Linked DNA regions of Homo sapiens: region 1 is linked to region 2. The links are chromatin loops, found by intact Hi-C in ENCODE. Cell type or tissue: PC-9. All regions are shown on one strand. Links, peaks and the distances in the headings refer to the core of each region. The heading gives the core; the rest is flanking DNA.

What was found. A loop is a pair of places that touch in the nucleus more often than their neighbours do. Peaks named below come from ENCODE experiments on the same cell type or tissue, not always from the same donor. Only the 100,000 strongest peaks of a DNase experiment are listed, where the experiment ranks them.
Region 1: a loop joins it to region 2, with 5 times the contacts of the local background. A loop is called at or near these places in 1 of 110 quality-filtered maps.

The regions. Positions count from the first base shown.
Region 1 is chr7:130,179,554-130,185,967 of GRCh38, reverse strand. It overlaps TMEM209 (transmembrane protein 209), which reads left to right. Exons shown (of 15, transcript NM_032842.4): 7 at 601-776; 8 at 1,713-1,784; 9 at 4,249-4,345. Among named protein-coding and RNA genes, the nearest start is that of TMEM209, 23 kb to the left of the region's middle. RefSeq lists an enhancer at 2,815-2,934. In PC-9, for the core only: no CTCF peak of the experiment used is centred there; no DNase peak of the experiment used is centred there; H3K4me3 peaks cover 425 bases; H3K27ac peaks cover 315 bases.
Region 2 is chr7:130,557,171-130,563,130 of GRCh38, reverse strand. It overlaps COPG2 (coat protein complex I subunit gamma 2), which reads left to right. Exons shown (of 24, transcript NM_012133.6): 12 at 1,910-2,098. Among named protein-coding and RNA genes, the nearest start is that of COPG2IT1, 17 kb to the right of the region's middle. In PC-9, for the core only: a CTCF peak has its summit at 1,928 (motif pointing right); a DNase peak (open chromatin) is centred at 1,930.

The DNA.
Region 1 (6,414 bases), core at 1,521-5,520, 380 kb after region 2:
CCTCTGTAGGAGTACATTCCTAAATAGAACTTTTTTTTACATTTCTTAAAAGTAAATTTATAAATTTAGAAGGATAACCATCAGATAGTCTTTTAGTACAACTCAGGAATTACCACAGGCTGTTAAGTAAAACACAGTGAAGTACAGGGACAAATAAGTTTAGCTTGTTACCAGGAGAGTAATCTTTTAGTAGGAGGCTATAGTTATCCCTTTTAGAAAGAGCTTCTAGAAATTTCAAATAAAGAACTTGCTTGGCCTATTTATTTCCTAAAGAAATTTGTCTTTTGTTTGTTTCTTACTAAATGATTTAAAAGTCTTAGAGAATGAAACGAGCTTAACTTTTCAACAGAACTAGACAGATGCCTTTGACTGCTTATTGTTTTTATGACTGTTAAATTGATATGGCTCAGAAAATACTATTTAAAATTTTTAATCACAAGCAGACTGTGATCTCTAAAGAGAAAATTATGTTGGGGAGAAGAGAATCTCCTTGAGGGTTGGTCTTCTGATTCCTGGATTGCCATTGCCTAGATATAAGTGTTAACTGTAGATGTCAGAATTGCTACAACACACTGATACTGTTTATCTTAACAATTGTAGGGAGCCCAGATTCTACCTCTCCTTCCAGCAGTCCTACTTTCTGGAACTATAGTCGTTCTATGGGGGATTATGCACAAACTTTAAAGAAGTTTCAGTATCAGCTTGCCTGTAGGTCTCAGGCCCCATGTGCTAACAAAGATGAAGCCGATCTCAGCTCTAAACAAGCCGCAGAAGAGGTAAGTGGAAAATAAAAGTGACTTAATATTTATGATTTATGCATTGTTAGAAAGTCTTCTACTTCTGGAACATTTTTTCTGTAATCTTCCATTCTGTTGGACAGAAATGTAAATCTGGCACACATTAGGCAGTGGGAAAGCTCCTGTCTTACTTTGTGTGCCTAAAACTAAAAACTAAATTATATCATACATTTTACTCTGTGACACACAGTTCACCTTAGCGCCCTGCCTGAAACATATTTTTACATTGATTATAAAAAGGCTCTCAGGTATATAATTGTACTTAACACATACAGAAGTCTTGCTTTTAAAATATATTTGGATTAGAATATTTGTCAGTAATTTCGTCACTTTAATACCAAATATGGAATTTTTATTTTGTTCTTAAAAGCAAGAAAAATGGGCTGGGCACAGTGGCTCACGCCTGTAATCCCAGCACTTTGGGAGGCAGAGGCGGGTGGATCACGAGGTCAGGAGATTGAGACCATCTGGCCAACATGGTGAAACCCTGTCTCTACTAAAGTTACAAAAATTAGCCCAGCATGGTGGCGTGTGCCTGTGGTCCCAGCTACTCAGGAGGCTGAGGCGGGAGGATTGCTTGAACCTGGGAGGCAGAGGTTGCAGTGAGCTAAGATTGCGTCACTGTGTTCCAGCCTGGACAACAGAGAGAGACTCCATCTCAAAAAAAAAAAAAAAAGCAAGAAAAATGTTCTTTACACATACCAATGTAAGGAACTTTTAAAGATAAATCTGTGTGTGAACAGCATTTATAAGTGAGTAATAAGAAAATTACTGAATATTAATTAGATGAATATTGATGTTTGGGAAATTTTTTTTCAAAGTTCATTAAATATTTTTTAGGATGGGAGAAAGAATGATGATTTCTATCAAGATTTTTCCTCACTGATTGTTCATTTTAAACATGAATTTTTATAGGTCTGGGCAAGAGTGGCTATGAATAGACAACTTCTTGATCATATGGATTCATGGACAGCTAAATTTAGAAATGTAAGTTCTGACATTACTCTTTGGACAATATTAGTGCCTCTTAATATGCAAAGCATGTTATTAGAATATCATTTAGAGTTCATTATAAATTAGAATATTAGTTATAAAGGTACAGTATGAATGGTACATATATAAGGATAAACATGACTGTTACTATATGGTATTTATTTTCATGAGATTTTTTTCTTCCTCCATATTTAGTGAATTGTTATGTTTTGAGAAGATAAAGGAATAATATGTTTAGTTATTGAGATCCTCCCTTTTCAGTTCTCAGTTTTATTTTCCAAAGAGCTTTTCTATTGGAGCCTTTTATTTACCTAGAATTGTGAGGGGAAACAAAAATGAGGTCCTTGCCCTCAGAAAACTTAAAGAGTTAGAGAGATAAGACAACATATGCTTGAAGCTATTTCAAAGTAGATTATGATTTCTGTTTTTCTAGAGAAGAACCCTCTAATCTTGGGCCAACTTTTCCATATACAGAGTGAGTGAGTTCCCTATTTCCAACTCCACGTCTTCCTCCCACCTTCTCTAGTACCTGTGTGTTCTGGGTTCTGTTAGGCATATGGACTTCCCCTTCCACTATACGGAGCTCCACTTAGCTCTGAAGGGGCTACTACTTCTGTTGTTTCATCCTTCAACATTCATCCATCCACTCTGCATCTTCTAGAACTATTTTGAAATCACTTGTGCTCATTTTTTATCCTTTTACTCTTATTTAAATAGGGCATCAAAATAGAGGGGCAAAAAATGGTAGCCTACTTTATTGAAACAGAAACCTGGATGGCATTTTATGGATAATTCCTGAACCCAATCCTAGACTTACTCAATTAGAATTTATAAGGGTGGGGCCTAGACCTCTCTCTGGGACACGTTAGGTAATTTTGTTACAGCCAAAGAGTACAGCTGTACTCTTTTGTACCATTTGTCACAGCTGGCAAATTAAGATGCATGTAGTAAATGTTGGAAGGATGAATGAGTCAAATCATCTCCTGAAACTGGAGTTTGTTGTAGTTTCTGTTATAGGCTAGTCTAAAAATGCTAACATGTTTAAAATATGAAGTCTTAGTCAGACAGAGTATTAGCTACTTAGAAGAAATACAAATACATTTCCTCATCTGAAGTCCCTAGGTGACCATGTGCTATAAAATTTAGAGTTTTTGGATTTTTTTAAGCAATACATGTATACCTGTACCGTATAATTTATAACACCAGAGTCTAGTTAACACTCAGTAATCAACCACATTAATACTTCTGCAGAAAAACATATGAATAGTCACACTCAGTGGGATAAAGCCTATAAATAGCTTCATGTGAATTCAGTTCAAGTCTTGCCAGTATATCAAAATTTGCTTCCTTACATGGATTACAAGAAATCTTTTAAGTTCCCAGAAGGTTTTTGTTTCAGTTGTTTATAATATTGTATTTCATTGGAAACATTTTTTCATCCTTTTATTTTATGGATAAACAAAAGCATGGAAACAGAAGTGGTAATTGAAGTTGCTACAAACACATACACAAAATAATAACACACAAACCAGATGGGATGTATCCTTAGTCTTTTCACATCCCAGCATTAGTTTTATATTAGCCATGGAAAAGGCATTTGAAAGTCCCAGTCCTAAAGTAATATTGTAATATTCAAAAGCCAGTTTCAAATGTAATAAGTCTCTGTTTTTCCACATGGTTAGGGAATTGGGTGAGCCTGCTGAGAGTTAGGCAGTTATGTTAGTTTGAAAAACTATCTTACTGATTGCAAACCAATATAAACACTACATTAATAAATGTGTGAATAGTTACCCTACAAATGTAAACTGAAGATTATCCTTTTAGCTAAACATAATAATCAGAAAATTTTAAGAAAAATTTAACATATAGCTAAAAGTTTTATATTTTTTTTTCAGGAAAAAAAATAAAAACATGTTATTTAAGAATGTAATTTAGTTGCCAGGCGCAGTGGCTCACGCCTGTAATCTCAGCACTTTGGGAGGCTGAGGCAGGCGGATCACCTGAGGTCAGGAGTTCAAGACCAGCCTGGCCAACATGGTGAAACCCCGTCTCTACTAAAAATACAAAAAATTAACTGGGCGTGGTGGCAGGTGCCTGTAATCCCAGCTACTCAGGAGGCTGAGGCAGGAGAATCCTTTGAACTTGGGAAGTGGAGGTTGCAGTGAGCTGAGATTGCGCCATTGCACTCCAGCCTGGGCAACAAGAGCGAAACTCCATCTCGAAAAAAAAAAAGGAATGTAAGTTAGTTAATTTACACTCCAGTGGCATATTTATTTAACCATCTCTTGATTTCGGGTAGCTATTACTTTCATTCTCTTTCACTATACTTTATGATTCTTTTAATATTCAACTATAAGATAGTAAAAAAAATTCTTAGAGTTGCTTGTAAAAAAGAAAGTAATTATTTGACAGCTACTTGGGAATTATGTATCCAAAATCTGTACCTTATTTCTTCTAGTGGATCAATGAGACAATATTAGTGCCACTTGTTCAAGAGATTGAGTCTGTCAGCACACAGATGAGACGAATGGGTTGTCCAGAGCTACAGATAGGAGGTATGTGAAAACAGAGCCCAGTGTTGGATTTCTATTAGTAAATCTACCAAGTGGAAAACTTCTTGTAATGGACGGCTTAACTTATTTTGTTACCTTGGGGTGAAAAACCCCAAATGTCTATAATCTAGTTTGATTTTTTTTTAACGTGACAGCTTTATCAAGATGTAATTTAGCTACCATATAATTTACCCATTTAAAATGTACAGTCCAAAGTCTTGGGTTATGCAACCATCACCATAGTCAGTTTTAAAGCATTTCATCACCTGAAAAAGAAACTCTCCACCTTTTACCAGTCACCCCCTGTTCTATACATTTCTCCCAGTCCTTTGCAAGTGCCAGTCTATTTTCTGTCTCTATAGATAGGCCTGTTGTGGATATTTCATATGAATGGAATCACAGAATATGAACATGACTTTGTGACTGGCTTCTTTCACTGAGCATAATGCTTTCAAAGTTTGTCCATGTTGTAGAATTTATCATTACATCATTTTCTTTATTGCTGCATAATATTCAAAATAGATCTACTACACTTTGCTTATTCATTCATCAGTTGATTGACATTTAGGTGGTTTTCACTTTTTGGCTCTTATGAATAATGCTGCTGTGAACAGTCACGTACAAGTGTTTATATTGGACCTATGTTTTCATTTCTCCTGGGTATATACCTAGGGGTGGAATTGTTGAGCTGTATGGTAACTCTGACTAACCTTTTGAGGCACTGCCAGACTCTTCTAAAGCACCTAGCTGCACCATTTTACATTCCCACCAGCGTGTATGGGGTTCTGCTTTCTCCACATCCTTGCAACACTTGTCATATGTTTTATAGTCATCCTGCAGTAGGCGTGAAATGATGTCTCATTTTGGTTTTGATTTGCATTTCCATGATGACTACTGATGTTGAACATCTCATGTGTTTATCAGTCATTTGTATATCTTCTTAGAAATGTCTTTTTTGGCCGGGCGCGGTGGCTCACGCCTATAATCCCAGCACTTTGGGAGGCGGAGGTGGGCGGATCACCTGAGGTCAGGAGTTCAATACCAGCCTGGCCAACATGGTGAAAACCCCGTCTGTACTAAAAATACAAAATTAACCGAGCATGGTGGCAGGCGCCTATAATCCCAGCTACTCGGGAGGCTGAGGCAGGAGAATCGCTTGAACCCTGGAGGCGGAGGTTGCAGTGAGCCGAGATCGTCTGGGGGGCAAGAGCGAGACTTCGAGACTTTGAGACTTTGTCTCAAAAAAAAAAGAAATGTCTTTTTGATTCCTTTACCCATTTTTAAATTTGGTTATTTGTCTTTTTGTTGAGTGGTAGATGTTTTCTTTATATATTCTAGATATAAGCCCAAGACTCTTAGCAGATATTAATCACAAAGTTGTATAAAGCATAAAGACTATGTAATAATAGTAATTTTCCATCACCTATTTTCAACTCTCTTATCTGCTAAAGGTAAAATTTTAGGGTGCCATATAAATTGCCTAAAATATATATACTATAACTTAGTTATTAAGTAATTACCTTTACCAATAATGCTACGGTGCATATCCTCTTACCTAAATCTTTGTATACATTTGTAATTATTTCTTTAGGATAATTTCTTAGAAGTAGACTTGTGTGTCAGTAGGTGTGAATATTTTAAGATTTTTGTTATTGTTTTCTAGACAGAGTCTCGCTCTTTTGCCCAAGAGGGAATGCAGTGGTGCTATTATGGCTCACTACAGCCTCAGCCTCCTGGGCTCAAGAGATCCTCTCACCTCAGCCGCATCCAAGTAGCTGGGACTACAGGCACACACCACCACACCTGGCTGATTTTTGTATTTTTGTAGAGATGGGGTGTCCAGGTTGGTCTTGTACTCCTGAGCTCAAGCACTCCCTCCACTTTGGCCTCCCAAAGTGCTAGGATTACAGACATGAGCCAATGCATCTGGATATATTTCAAGGCTTAGAAGATACACATCTCTCCAAAAAGCTTTTACCAGTTTGTACTCTAGCAACCATGACACATATAGGAATGTTTTTCCTAACATTGGATATTGCTAGTACAGTTGGATATTTTGAAATTTTTAATTG
Region 2 (5,960 bases), core at 72-4,071:
TGGCCTTGAGTATGCTCATTTTTATTATTATTTAGCTGAAGATTATAACTCATTTCTGACTTCTAAGCATTTTATATTCAAGAGCCACACTGTCCAATATGGTGGCCATTAGCCACCAGTGGCTATTTCAATTTAAATTAATTAAAATAAAAAATTCAACCCTCAGTCACATGAGTCACACTTCTTGTACTCACAGCCACATGTGGTCAGTGGCTGTTGGACAGTGCAGATCTTGAACATTTCTGTCATTGAAGAAAGTTCTCTTGCACAGTGCTGGTCTACAGCAGCCCTGTCCAGTAGAAACCCACTGTGAATCACATATGTAATATTAAATTTCATAATAACCACATTAAAATTTTTAAGGTAAAATTAATTTTAATAGTATATTTTATCATAATACATATAATATGTCATCTCAACATGTAATAGATATTTTTACATATCTCAAGTTTTTGACATCCAGTATATTTACATTTACAGCATACTCAGTTTGGATTAGCCACCTTTCAAATGCCTGGTAGTCACATGTTGCTGTTGGCTATGTTATTAGACAGTATAGATTTAGAGGATATAATACAGAAACACAGAATAAATTAAATAAGCATAGAAAATGTAAATGAAAGTTAAATGTAATAGAAGACTTGTCATAGGCAATACATAATTATAAATTAATTGTGTAAACAGTCGAAGAAAAGAGAAGTTTAGAGCAGCCATGGAAGAAACCTTTATAGAACAACAATTTAAATGGTTTTTTATTTATTTATTTTTTTTGGAGACAGAGTCTCACTTTGTCTCCCAGGCTAGAGTGCAGTGGCACGATCTTGGCACACTGCAACCTCCGCCTCCCAGGTTCAAGCGATTCTCATGCCTCAGCCTCCCAAATAGCAGGGATCACAGGCACCTGCCACCACGTCCGGCTAATTTTTGTATTTTTAGTAGAGACAGGGTTTCGCCATGTTGGCCAGGCTGCTCTCAAACTCGTGACCTCAGGTGATCTGCCCACCTCGGCCTCCCAGAGTGCTGGGATTGCAGGTATGAGCCACCAAGCCTGGCCTAAATTGTTTTTAAAGAGTTGATACAGGTCTACAATCCCTCATCTCTAATCTTGGGGCCAGATGTGTCTCAGAATTTGCTTTTAGTTAAATTTTAGAAAGGTTATATGGTGTTATCTCTTATTTACTAACCCCAGTGGGCCTGGGGCAGCATCCCACCATTAAAAAACATTAATATTTTTGCACAAAACATATGACTATCCTTGTCAAGTGGTATAAATTAAGAATTAAAGAGTTTCGCATTAGTTTGGGTCATGTTTTGCTGTTAAATGGATTTTCATCCCAGTGCTCTGCTTTCCAGAGTGTTTTCAGATTTTCCAAATTGTGGGTAAGGGATTCCATACCAATATTGGGATAGACAAAGAGGTGGGACAACATCAACAAAAACAAGGATGCAGGAGAATGGCAGACCATGTAGTAACCATAGATAATGCAGTTTGGCTGGAGTTTGCGTCTTGAAATGCAGCAGTATTTTTTAACTGATAAGATATTAACAGTCTTTGTCGAGCACTGACTACTATGCTAGATCCTGTTGTCAGTACTCCTAACATCTAATAGAATAGACGTATATGAACACACGTACTATAAGGAAATACAGGCCAATTATAATTTTTTAAAAATGGTAATGTTAGAAAGGTTAGAGGAACCTAACAAAAGAGAGTACGATGCTATACTCTGGCCGTTGATCATTTATTAAAAGATATACCTTGTTAACTGGAGCCATTCTTTTTGTTTTTGAAGCAATTACTTTTAACTTATCCTGTCCTCTTTGGATTGCCACTTACCTCAATTAAAATTTAAGTTCTGGCCTTTATCAAAAGCAATTTGCTTAATTTTTTTTCTTGCCCTTCCACAAGGTGGCAATGAAGCACCCCTCTGCTGTTACTGCCTGCAATCTGGACTTAGAAAACTTAATCACAGACTCAAACAGAAGCATTGCTACCTTAGCCATTACTACACTCCTCAAAACAGGAAGTGAGAGCAGTGTGGACCGGCTCATGAAGCAGATATCTTCTTTTGTGTCTGAAATCTCAGATGAGTTCAAGGTAAGAGTTTAAACATGATCATATTTTCTCCCAGTCTGTTGGCTGCCTATTTATTTTCTTAACGGTATCATTTGAGAAGCAGAAGTTTTAAATTTTTATGAAGTCTAATTTATCAATTTTTTTCTTTCATAGTTATTACTGTTCCCTAAGAAACCTTTATCTACTTGTTTTCTCATGCTTTAGGCTAAATGCTTTATGGTTTTAGATTTTACATTTTAGGCAATGATCCAACTTGAATTACTGTTTGTTTGGTAAGTTCAGTATTTTTTCCATACCTATATCTACTGTATTCCACCATAATTTGTTGGAAAGACTTCCTTTTCCCTGTTGGAGTGCTTTGGCACCTTTGTCTACAAAGCAAATACCCATATATTTTAGGTATATTTTTGGGCTTTGTATTATGTTACTGAACTGTTTGTCAATCCAGTACCAGTACCACACTAATATTGATTAATGTAGCATTATGGTACCTCTTAAGTAGTGCGGTCTTCCAACTTTTTCTTTTTTAATATTCTGGTTCCTTTGCATTTCCTATGAAATTTAGGACCAATTTATCAATTTCTACTAAACAAGCCTGCTAGGATTATGACTGGGATTGTGTTGAATCTATAAATCAATTTGGGGAGAACTGACATCTTAACATTATTTTTCTATTTCATGAATATGGTATATCTCTCCCTTTAGATCTTCTTTAATTTCTCTGAGCAGTGTTTTGTAGTGTTTACTCTAGAGGTCTTGCAAATCTGTTGTTAAATTTATATCTAAATATTTTATGCTTTTGATATTTTATTAAAATTTTTATTTTATTGTTTACTATTAATGAAAAACTTTTAAAAAATACTTCTCCATATTAACTTGGTATCCTGTAACCTTGCTGAGTACTTTTACTGGTTCTAGTCATCATTATACGTATTCCTTGAGATTATCTATATAAATAATTGTGCCATTTGTGAATAGAGGCAGTTTTACTTCTTTATATCCAATCCAAATGCCTTTCCTTTGTTTTTCTTGCCTAATTAAAAAAGTACTTCCAGAACAGGGTTGAATAGAACTGGTGAGAGTATGTCAGAGATGATTTTAAAAAAATAAATAAATAAATTTCAGTTAAAAGAATAAAAGTAGAAACATTTTATTGCTTCATTCTTTTTTTATACTCAGTCAAGTAATATAACTAACCCTATTTACTCTCTACTTAGTATGCATCCAGACTTTTAAAAAACAAACTTTACCCATGTATTCAAGCAGACAGTTTTGTGCATCTGGTGTAGCAGTTGCTGTTCTAGTTTTTTCAAATTGCATTTGTAGGAGTGAGTTTTTTGCTAAAGACGTGTATTTGTTATTAAGATACCTTGGCTTTGATTTTGAGTGCCTGTGGTAGTGGGATCTTCGTATGACCTCTTGAGCAGTACACAGGGTCAGTGGTCTCTATGATTCCTCAGTGACTTAGGGTACAGGCATTAGTTGAGGTTGTGGTGAAGTTTAGCTGGGGATCTGGACACATAGTCAGTCAGTCTTTGGGCTCCAGTAGTGGCAGCAGTACACCAAATGTGCCTATTTTTAGGCCCAGCTTACACTGGCTCCAGTGTTTGTGGGTACTAGAGGGCTATCCTTGGGCCTCAAGGTGGCTTGCTAGAAAGAGATACTGAGAGCAGTGAGCTCAGTGTGTGAGTGGGTTCTCCGGCCCCTGGCAGCTGGGGTGGTGTGGGTGATGGGCAGTAGTGATGTTGGAGCAACCTACAGGGACACAAGCAGTCTTATGTTGGTGTTGGCAGAAGCTGCAATGGGTTGGGTAGGCTGCATTTTCCGCATTTTCTTTAGGATTTTTAGTCTTTTGTTTCCTTAATTTTTTTGTATATTCAGGATATTAGCTCTTTATCTGTGAAAGATGTTATGAATATCTTCTCCCGGTTTGTCATTTGTCTTTTGACTTTTCTTATGATGTCTTTGGACATGCAAAAGTGTTATTTTTTTTAGGTAGTCATATTTGCCAACCTTTTATTTTATTTGACTTTGAATTCATAATTAAAAATTATATTCCCTTCAAATTTTAGAGTAATTCACTCATGTTCTCTTCTAATACATTTATAGTTTCATATTTTACATTTAGATCTCTGGTCCATTGAATTTTTTTATTATATATGCTATAAACAGATTCAATCTTATCCTTTTCCATTGACTACACAGTTAGTTGCCCCCCAAAATTCTATTTAAAGCCAGGTGTGGTAGCTCACACCTTTAATCCCAGCACTTTGGGAGGCCAAGGCAGGGGCATCGCTTGAGTCCAGGAGTTCAAGACCAGCCTGGGCAACATAGTGAGACCCTGTCTCTACAAAAAAATACAAAAATTAGTCAGACATGGTGGTGCACACCTATAATCCCAGTTACTTGGGAGGCTGAGGTGGGAGGATCACTTGAGCCTGGGAGGTTGGGGCTGCAGTGAGCTGTGATCATATTGCACTCTGTCCTGGGCAACAGAGCAAGATCTTCTGTATTAGTATGTTGTCACACTACTATAAAGAAACACCTGAGACTGTGTAATTTATAAAGAAAAGAGGTTTAATTGGCTCACAGTTCTGCAGGCTGAACAGGAAGCATGGCAGCATCTGCTTCTGGGGCAGCCTCAGGGAGCTTTTACTCACAGTGGAAGGCAAAACAGGAGCAGACGTCTTACATGGCAGGAGCATGACCAAGGGGGGTGTGGAGGAGTGTTACACACTTTTAAATGACCAGATCTCACAAGAACTTACTATCACAAGAACAGCACCAGCAGGGAAATCCGCCCCCATGATCCAGTCACCTCCCACCAGGCCCCACCTCCAACACTGGCGATTACAATTCAACATGAGATTTGGTTGGGGGCACAGATCCAAACCACATTACCTTATCTAAAAAAAAATTATTTTAATTTTTTCTGTAGACGGGAAAGCTGAAAGAAAATTTTTAAGACCGTCTTTGCCCCAGTAATTTCAGACATCATCTTTATCATATGTACTTGAGTTTGTATGTTCATACAAACTCAAAAAAGTTGCGTATGTACTTGAGTCTGTTTCTGGAGTGTCTTTTCTACTTATATATTGGTCTGTTTATTCATATACTACTGCTATACTCTGTTCTAAATATAGAAGCTTTGTAGGATGCTTAGCCCTCCATCATAGTTCTTTATTTTCATTGTTTTCCTGGCTATTCTTGCATGATTTTTTTTTTTTTTTTTTTTTGAGATGGAGTTTCATTCTTGCTGCCCAGGCTGGAGTGCAACGGCGTGATCTCTGCTCACTCTGCAACCTCCCCCTCCCAGGTTCAAGCGATTCTCCTGCCTCAGCCTCCCAAGTAGCTGGGATTACAGGCACCCGCCACCCGCCACCATGCCCAGCTAATTTTTTATATCTTTAGTGGAGACGAGGTTTCACCACGTTGGCCAGGCTGTTCTCGAGCTCCTGACCTCAGGTGATCCACCCGCCTCGACCTCCCAAAGTGCTGGAATTACAGGCATGAGCCACCATGCCCAGCCACATGTTTATTTTTCTAATGAACTTTAGTATCAAGTTGTCTAGCTTCATAAAAAACCCTGTTGACATTTTCTGTTGGGATCACGTTAAATTCATAAGTTAGGGGAGAATACATATCCTGATGATGTTGGAACATCCTAAGAACAAGGATGTCTTTTAATTTGTTCAAATCTGCTTTTATGCCTTTCAAGAATGTTTTATAAAAAATATTTTTATATTAGTTTTGAATGGTTTTAAAATGCTTATTTCTAAATAACTTACCTTTTTCATTGCTATTATAAATGTTTTTTATTCCATTTTATCTTCTACCTGGTTATCATTTATGTATATGAATATTACTGGTTTTGCATGTTAAT